Linked DNA regions of Homo sapiens: region 1 is linked to region 2. A link is a contact called in ENCODE Hi-C or POLR2A ChIA-PET data. All regions are on one chromosome and are shown on one strand. The core of a region is the stretch at or near the end of the contact, and the rest is flanking DNA. Distances in the headings are between cores, read along the strand shown. Region 1 holds the start of TMCO4 (transmembrane and coiled-coil domains 4). Region 2 holds the start of CAPZB (capping actin protein of muscle Z-line subunit beta).

What was found. Hi-C counts contacts between places; a loop is a spot of excess contacts on that map. ChIA-PET counts read pairs that join two places held with the same protein, here RNA polymerase II (POLR2A). Pooled maps may share reads with other maps.
Region 1: a loop to region 2 is called in a pooled map, with 7 times the contacts of the local background. The contact joins the promoter of TMCO4 here to the promoter of CAPZB in region 2. A Hi-C loop is called at or near these places in 1 of 37 single-sample maps with no recorded cell type and 4 of 50 pooled maps. POLR2A ChIA-PET finds 5 or more read pairs at or near these places in 1 of 52 experiments (activated CD8-positive, alpha-beta memory T cell).

Annotation. Positions count from the first base shown.
Region 1 is chr1:19,797,703-19,801,738 of GRCh38, forward strand. It overlaps TMCO4 (transmembrane and coiled-coil domains 4), which reads right to left and starts at 2,214. Exons shown (of 16, transcript NM_181719.7): 1 at 2,153-2,214; 2 at 435-513. RefSeq lists a silencer at 1,959-2,458 and an enhancer at 2,382-2,882.
Region 2 is chr1:19,483,345-19,487,658 of GRCh38, forward strand. It overlaps CAPZB (capping actin protein of muscle Z-line subunit beta), which reads right to left and starts at 2,195. Exons shown (of 9, transcript NM_004930.5): 1 at 2,092-2,195. The coding sequence starts at 2,094. It also overlaps a transcript of LOC105376819 not described here. RefSeq lists enhancers at 472-980, 981-1,488, 1,489-1,997, 4,031-4,314 and silencers at 1,902-2,011, 2,042-2,771.

The DNA of each region.
Region 1 (4,036 bases), core at 964-3,463, 310 kb after region 2:
AAAATACAAAAATCAGCCGGGCATGATGGTGGGCGCCTGTAGTTCCAGCTACTTGGAAGCCTGAGGCAGGAGAACCGCTTGAACCTGGGAGGCGGAGGTTGCAGTGAGCTGAAATTGCATCACTGCACTCCAGCCTGGGTGACAGAGTGAGACTCTGTCAAAAAAAAAAAAAGAGAGAAGAAAGAAAGAGAGAGAGAGAGGGAGGGAGAGAGGGAGGGAGGGAGGGAGAGAGAGAGAAAGAGAGAGAAAGAGAGAGAAAAGAAAAGAAAAGAAAAGAAAAGAAAAGAAAAGAAAAGAAAAGAAAAGAAAAGAAAAGGAGAAAGAAGAAAATGGGAAGCCAGAGCGGGGTTTTAGGCAGAGGGTGGTACCATGATATCAGGGCAGCTTGAAGCGGAGGTCGGCTAAATGGAAAGTGGATTGGATTTCACTCTCACCCCTTCTGCCTGCTGTCACACGTTCCAGAGAGCCAGTTCCCCACTCCTCATCAGCAGCCCCGGTTTATAATGTACAACACTGTTTACAAAACACACAGGCCAAAAGAGAACACAATGAGAAACCACCCACTGACATTTCTTAGGTCCCACGTTAGCCAGCCCTGGTGGCTGATCAGCCTTTGTAGCCCAGTGGTACCAGAGTAGAGAGAGATGGTTTGAGCCTTATGAGGAACTCTCCAGACCCCAGCTTTTGTGGGAGCTACATGCTGAGCTATGACAACCTAATCGATGAACTCCTCCTGTCCAACTCCTCCTTGGGCCTTAGGACTAAAAAGTATAAAGTCTCCCAAAGTGTCAGATACTGCACTGGGCCTTTTGTGGCTTCAGCTCCTTTAATTTTCACAACAACCTTGGAGACAGGTCATTTAACTTGCCTGATCCCACTCAGTTACAAAGCTGCAAAGCTAGCACCTGAGCCCATCTCTGTCTGATGCTGCACACGAGGGCTTGAGGCCACTCTAATACCGATCTCTTCTGCTGTCTTCATGTACTTCACAGTTGGGGAAATGCCAGTGGTCTCCCCTGTGCCCAGCCCTCCCTCCCCAGGCTGAAGGGCAGGGCTTTATTCCACCCTCTGGAGTGTACTTCCTGAGGGCAGCGCTCCTTTTTGTTCACTGCTGTATCCTCGTTGCCTAAACAATGCACACAGTAGGTGCTCAACAAATATTTGGTGAATGAACAAATGGATGTTCCCAAAGCTTAAAAGAGTGTCATATTTTCTGCAATGAACACTGAGTTAGGAAAAAGGGGGCTCATGTGCTGACTCCTACTTCGAGTTAGGTAGTAGTCTGGGATTCTAGCCTGGCCCTGCTCCTAATTCCCAGTGCAACCCCAGGGAAGGGCCAGGCAGCCTGGTCAGGGCAAAGGCATTGTGGAGGCCAACTCTGTGCGAAGCACTGGGTCAGGCTCTCCAGGCAGGTAGCCCAGGTTTTTATCTCTTGCTTCCTAGCTGTGTGGTCTTGGGGAAGTTACCTCACCTCTCTGAGCCTCAGTTTACCCAGCTGTAAAATCCACTCAAAAGTCAGCAGCAGTAATTCTTCCCTCCTGTAACTTCAGGCATGGGCACCAGAAGACATGGCCTCCTTGTAACATGAGGAGCCTGGTTTTTCTCCAGAGGCTCCCCAAGCCCTCCTGGAATTCTCTGTTTGAGAGTCTGCGGGGGGACAGGGAGACAGGAGGCGGGGGAGTCCTAGAGGCCTTCCTGACGGGGGCGTGGAGGGGCCACGTGGGGCAAGGGGAAGCACAGGGACCTCTTGTGACCTTGGGCAAGCCCCCTTCCTCTCTGACCTTGACCAGCGTCCTCATTTGTCAAGGGAGCGGCTGGGTGACCTCTAAGAACTCGGAGGCCGAGGCCGGAGTCGCCCGAGTGCTCCGCCCAGCCTCAGTTTCCCCCTCTGCCTCCCCAAGATTTCTAAAAGCACTTCCGGCTCTGAAAACAAACCAACCACCAGCAGGCGGCCTGGGCTTAGGGCAGGCAGCGCCAGGGAGCGCGCGGCCGCTTCCTGGTGGGTCCAGTGTCCCCGGGGTGGAGGGCGGGGCGCAGGGCAAAGGGCCCCGGGGCTGGGCCGGGCTCCGAGTGCCCCGCGTGGGGCCGGCGGGGAGTGGCCCAGCGAGGTGCGCGCCACCGTGGCCTGGCGGCTCCTCCGGGGCCCCCTTACCTGGAGGCGGCTGCGAAGGCAAAGGCGGAGGCGGCAAAACCGGCGAGCGGCTCCTCCCGCCCGGCCCGGCCCGGCCCCTCCCCTCCCCGCCGCGTCCCGGCCCCGGTCCCGGCCCGTCCCGCCGCCTGCCCCGAGCGCGCCTGGTCGCCACCGGCCGGGCGGAGCACTTAGGGAGCGCGGCGCGGGGGCGCGGGGCCTTCCAGGCTCTGACTCGCCAGCTGCGGGTCCCGACCTGGCTCGTCCCACCTCTGCCCCACCTCCACCACCCATCGCGACAGGGGTGCCGGCCTCTGCAGGTGACCGGCAAGCCCGCGGCGCCACATCTGTGTGTGGGTCCATTTACCCTCCAGGAAGCAGCGAGACAGCGCGGCGCGGGAGAAGGGCCCTGCAGGGTTGGACTTTGCAGAAACTGCCCGCGAAGGACTCGGCCCCGAGAGTGGCATGCCCCAAAGCCACATTTTGAAGACAAAGTCTTCAAAAATGTATAATGTAAACAAAGAACCAGCCGCAGAAACCGCCTTCCCGCACGTGTATGCAGCACTTTGTAGTTTGCAAAGTGTTCAGATATCTAAGTTCTTCCTGATTCTACTTTCATTTTCCCTAACGCTAAGTTTGGTCCTGTCTCAGGGCCTCTGCCTGGAGGCTCCCGTGCCTGGGACTCTCTGCCTTCAGACCTCCCTTTCCCCCAATCCATTTCCTGCTTTCCATTCTGGTCTCTTGGGATGGGATCTGAGAGTCTTCCCTGAGCACCCAGCACATTCAGTCATTGAACAAATTTACCGAGCACCTACTACGCGCCAGGTACAGTTCTTTTTTTTTTTTTTTTTTTTTTTTTGAGATAAGAGTCTCGCTCTGTCACCCAGGCTGGAGTGCACTGGCCCGATCTCAGCTCACTGCAACCTCCGCCTCCCGGATTTAAGCGATTCTCCTGCCTCAGGCTCCCTGGTAGCTGGTACTACAGGCGTGTGCTACCACACCCGGCTAATTTTTGTATTTTTAGTAGAGACGGGGTTTTGCTATGTTGGCCAGGCTGGTCTCGAACTCCTGACCTCTGGTGACCCACCCGCCTCGGCCTCCCAAAGTGCTGGGATTACAGGCGTGAGCCACCGCGCAGCCCCAACTAGACTTTAAAAGCCCTGGAGGTGGGCGGGTTTAGGCTGCCTTGCTCTCCGCTGTGTGCCCAGCCCCAGGGACTGTGCCTAGCACTTGCAGGTGCTCAAAAGAAGCACTTAATGAATGGATCTCTTTCCCCTAGCAACCCTGTGAAATTTCATCACACCCACTCTGAAGGAGAGGAAACCGAGGCTCAGGTCCAGACAATGCAGAAGCCACAGAGCTAATGAGTGCCAGAGCTAGGGCATGAATCATCGTGGCCTCAGAAGCTGTTGCCCTTACTCCCAGTGAAGACAATCTAGGGTTATGGGAGGAAAAGGTACCGACGGGGGTCAGAGACCAGCATCCCAGCTCAGAGCCTGGGACTCACGCACCTGTGAAATGTTCCTTCCTTCATCTGCTCATCTCCCCACTGGCCAATCAGGACCAAGAAGGGCAGCTCTACCCACCCATGAAGTTATTGTGAGGGTCAAATGGGTCAATCGTGTGCAGGCTTTAGGGGAATAAGGGGTTATATCTGAGCATGTGAGCTTTGTCAAGATTGAGAACTGCAGCCAGCCCTCCTCTTAATGTCTGGCAGCCCCTTCCAGCAGATCAGCTTTGTGGGACCAGGCACCACTCTGCACTCCCCTGCTTTGCCCTGTCTCTAATTTGATTAGAGACCTTGTGTTGAACACACTTGTCTTTGGGTATTGGACCCTGTTCAGCCATTGCCCGGCACCCAACCCTCACCCTAGTCGCCCCCACTGCACACAGTTCCTGATCCCATCA
Region 2 (4,314 bases), core at 945-3,444:
TGACCAACAGTGGTTCCTCCACTGGCTGAGCAACACCCTGAATAAGTCACTCCACCTCCTGAGCCTCAGCTGCCTCATCTATAAAATGGGGACAGCCCCAGAAGGGCTTCCTGTGGATGAAAACAGCTTGTACAGGTGAAGCACACCACAGTGACTGGCAGACAGTTCCTCCACCCTTTCCAGCCTTTTCAGATGAGAGCTGAGTACAAGACTCCTGAGAAGCTTCAGGTGTCATGTGCTCCTCCTGGGGGACTGAGGCACTTTCCCATCACCTGGCGAGAATCGCTGCTTCCTGCCTTATACTTTGTCCTGAGTGCACACTCAGGAAACTTCAGCCCACTTTCAAAGTCCTCACCCACCACTGCCCTGGAGAAGTCGTTCTCCATCAAGGCCTGGGGCCAGGCCCACCTCCCCAAACAAGGAGTTTTCAGCCAAAGTTACTGGACAAATCCGAAGGCCTTAAAAGTGGCATTGCCCATGTTTTTAATCAGCATACAGGAAGGCATCAAAAGAAAGCTTAACCCATCTCAACTACTCACCCTCGTTCAGCAGCAACATCCCTTGACTAAACAAGGAACCATGGTCCTCAAAACACTTTGAGGCCCAAAGTCCACATACAAACATGCTCCAAAAATCCCTTGATCCTGTCAGGAAGAAGTTCTCTGGCCCTTCCAACCTAAGTGCTGGGCCTGTCCTGCAGAAGGGTCAAGTGGCAGGAGGGCAGGTCTATCTGTGGGGGCCTATGTGAAACCCCAGGTTCCTCAAAAGTCTGGATAGCATCTGCCTTCTTTACCAAAACAAACACCACGAGCGGAGCCAGCACTCTCCCTAGGCGTTCTGCTCACCTGATCCGAGGGACTTCCATAATCAGCAGTTCCAACCCTTGCAAGCTGACAGTTCAGAGGGAAGGGGAGGCTGCGCCTGCTTGGGTGCATCGTGTCCAGGCCATATGCTGGATCCAGGGCCTGGTGGCCCCCCAAGGCCACGGCCTCACAAGGGCGATTGTGCGTTCATCCTTGTCCTGTGGGCCACCCATCCTCGCCCCTCGGCTCCCACTCAGGCCCGGGCGCCGTGGACCCCGGCCTGCCCTGCAGAATGCTTCGCACGCACAGCACCCACGGCGGCAGCCTCGAGAAGGGCCCGCAGAGCAGCGCGCTGCCTTCTGGGCACACCGATGCCCGCCCTTCCCTCGCTGGCTCCTAGGCGGCCTCCCTAGAAGCGGCAACTGAGAAGGCACAGCACCGGGACCACCCCATCCCTGATGGAGAGCTCCCCTCGCTCCCCAAAGGCTGCAAAGAAGGCGCGCCCCAGGTACAGGGAAGGGGACCCTGGGTCGTGCACCAGGCAGGGGGCAGGACCCTGATGAGAGGCTCAGGGCGGGGACCGAGCGGGGCTGACGCAGGTTACGCTAGGAGTGGCGAAAAGTCCAGGGAAGGGGATCATGGTGGGGAGGGGGCAGTGAGGTCCAGACGGGGGCCATGGGCGGAGAAGAGGAGGTCCAGATTTAAGTTCACAGAGAGAAGAGGAGATTCAGGCTGAGGCCACGGAGAAGAGGGGAAGCAAACCTAGGCCGCTGCAGAAGGGGCTGACCGGGGTCCAGCCTGAGGCCATGGAGAAGGCAAAGGGGGAGGGACAGAGGGAGGCAGCGGCCTAGCCTGGGCCATGGCAGGGAGAAACGACGGCCTAGCCTGGGCCGGAGAGACGGGGGAAAGCAGACCTAGCCCTAGACCGGGGGAGGAAGGGGGCCCACGCCAGGGTCACCGAGGGGGTGCCTGGCTGGGGACACGGTTCGGGAGGGAGGGTCTAGCCTGGGCTATGGGAGAGACCAGCCTGAACACAGAGGTAGTGAGTGGGACTCCAGCTTGCGCCAAGGGCGGGGGCTGGGAGCGGGGGCAGGGTCACTGCCACCCAAGTCGTCCGCGCCGGCGGCACCCTCCTGGGCGGGGAGGGACCGGGTCCACCCAGGGTCCGGGACCCCGCCCCTCCCCCACCCCGGGAAGCCACCCGTCCCAGGCCAGGGATGGGCAGGGGGAGGGGGACGCGAGCTCCGGAGGGGCCCCCGGGCCGGGGAGGGGGCCGTGCGGCCTTTACCATGGTGGCGGCGGCGGCGGCGGTCCCGGTCCCGGCGTCAGTGGCTCTCCCCCCCGCAGCAGGGCCCGGCGCTTCCACTTCCCCGGGTGCCCAGGAGTGAACATCCGGGTCAGCACCCCCCTCCCCCCGCGCCGGGCCGCCGCCACCTTCCTTCCCCGCCCCGGCCCGGCCCGGGCCCGCCCCCCACGCCGCCAGCTCGCGGCCAATGAGCGCGCGGGGCTGCGGCGATCGCCAAGTATGGAGAGCGGCGCGAGAGGCGGGCGCCGACGGGGTGCGGGGGCGGGGCCTGCGAGGCGGGGCGGGGCGCGGCGCTGCGCGGCGCGGCTGCCGGGAGTCCCCGGCACGGGTTGCGGGCCGGGGCGGAAAGGTCTCCTGGCTGTCTGAGGTCCAGTCCCCGACTCTGGGCCTGCAGCAGCGAGTGGCGGCGAGGGAACCGCACCCCACAGTCCCCGCGGGCGGGGATGCGGAAGGCACCGCGGCTGGGAGGGGACCGGCCCTCCGCGCCCCACCCCGTGCACGCGCTCACTCCTGCGGCGCACCCGGAACTGCCGCCGAGCGCGGACCGGCCCGGCCCAGCCCAACCCAGCCCAACCCAGCACTGGGGGAGCGCGCCGGGAGCGGGGCAGGAGCCCAGCGCTGCCGCTCGCTACGGCAGGATCTGGAGCGCCGCGCTGCACCTGAGCCCGGGCACGAATTGAGGAGCCTCGGGCTGACGCCATTTATTCAGCACCTACTATGTGCCAGGCCTTGTTTAGGCACCGGAAGATAACAGATAAGACATAAAGATCCCTGCCGGTATAGCTGCAGACAGAATATCTGTGAGGATGACACAGGTAGAGATTAGAAAATTAAGTTCAACAGGTCGGCCGCGGTGGCTCACGCCTGTAATCCCAGCACTTTGGAAGGCCGAGGCGGGCCAAGGTCAAGAGATCGAGACCATCCTGGCCAACATGGTGAAACCCCGTTTCTACTAAAAATACAAAAATTAGCTGGGCGTGGTGGTTCGCTCCTATAGTCCCAGCTACTCGGGAGGCTGAGGCAGGAGAATCGTTTGAACCCGGGGGCAGAGGTTGCAGTGAGCCAAGATCGCGCCACTGCACCCCAGCCTGGCGACAGAGCAAGACTCTGTCTCAAAAGAAAAAAAATTAAGTTCAACAAATGCTAGCTGTTATGAGTACTGTTGAATGTGCTACAGAGAACCATTCCATTAGCCCAGAAGGGCTTCCTCGCTCCACAAAGTGACTCAAGTTTCTCTCTCCCAATCTCTCTCTCTCTCTCTCAATCAAATATTTGTTAAGCTTAGTCTAGGTAGCAGGAGAGATCTGGATTGCTAACAATATCTGCCTCCGTGGCCTGTTTGCTTTGGTTAAATCAAATTAGGCGATCTGTGAGGGGATGGTAAACTGCACAGATGACAGGAATTGTTTCCCTGAGCCAGGCCCTGTCCTCAGGGAGCTCATAGACAAGTCGAAGCTTTCACAGGTAGCCACTGGCAGAAAAAGCATACGGGTAAGTCTCGCAAGAATGGTATTGGATGAGTATTACAGAAATTCAAGGAAGAGAATGGCACACGCAGTAGATACTTATTGAGCATCTGCTATGTGCCAAGCACTGTGCTAGGCTCTGGAAATAGAGCAATGAGCAAAATAACCCACATGGTTGTGGAGCTTGAGTGTTGTCAGGGAGACAGTCGGCCACCAGGCAAATACAGTGTCCAAGGCCAGGCACAGTGGCTCACGCCTGTAATCTCAGCACTTTGGGAGGCCGAGGTGGGCAATCGCTTGAAGTCAGGAGTTCCAGATCAGCCTGGCTAACATGGCGAAACCCCGTCTACTAAAAATACACAAAGTTAGCCGAGGCCGGGCGCAGTGGCTCACGCCTGTAATCCTAGCACTTTGGGAGGCCGAGGTGGGCGGATCACGGGGTCAGGAGATCGAGACCATCTTGGCTAACACGGTGAAACTCCGTCTCTACTAAAAATAAAAAAATTAGCTGGGCGGGATGACGGGCGCCTGTAGTCCCAGCTACTCGGGAGGCTGAGGCAGGAGAATGGCGTGAACCCGGGAGGCGGAGCTTGCAGTGAGCCGAGATCGCGCCACTGCACTCCAGCCTGGGCGACAGAGAGAGACTTCGTCTCAAAAATAAAATAGTAATAATAATAATACAGTGTCGGGTAGTGATTAGAGATAATGAGAAAAATTCAAGCAAACAGGTAGGCAGGCA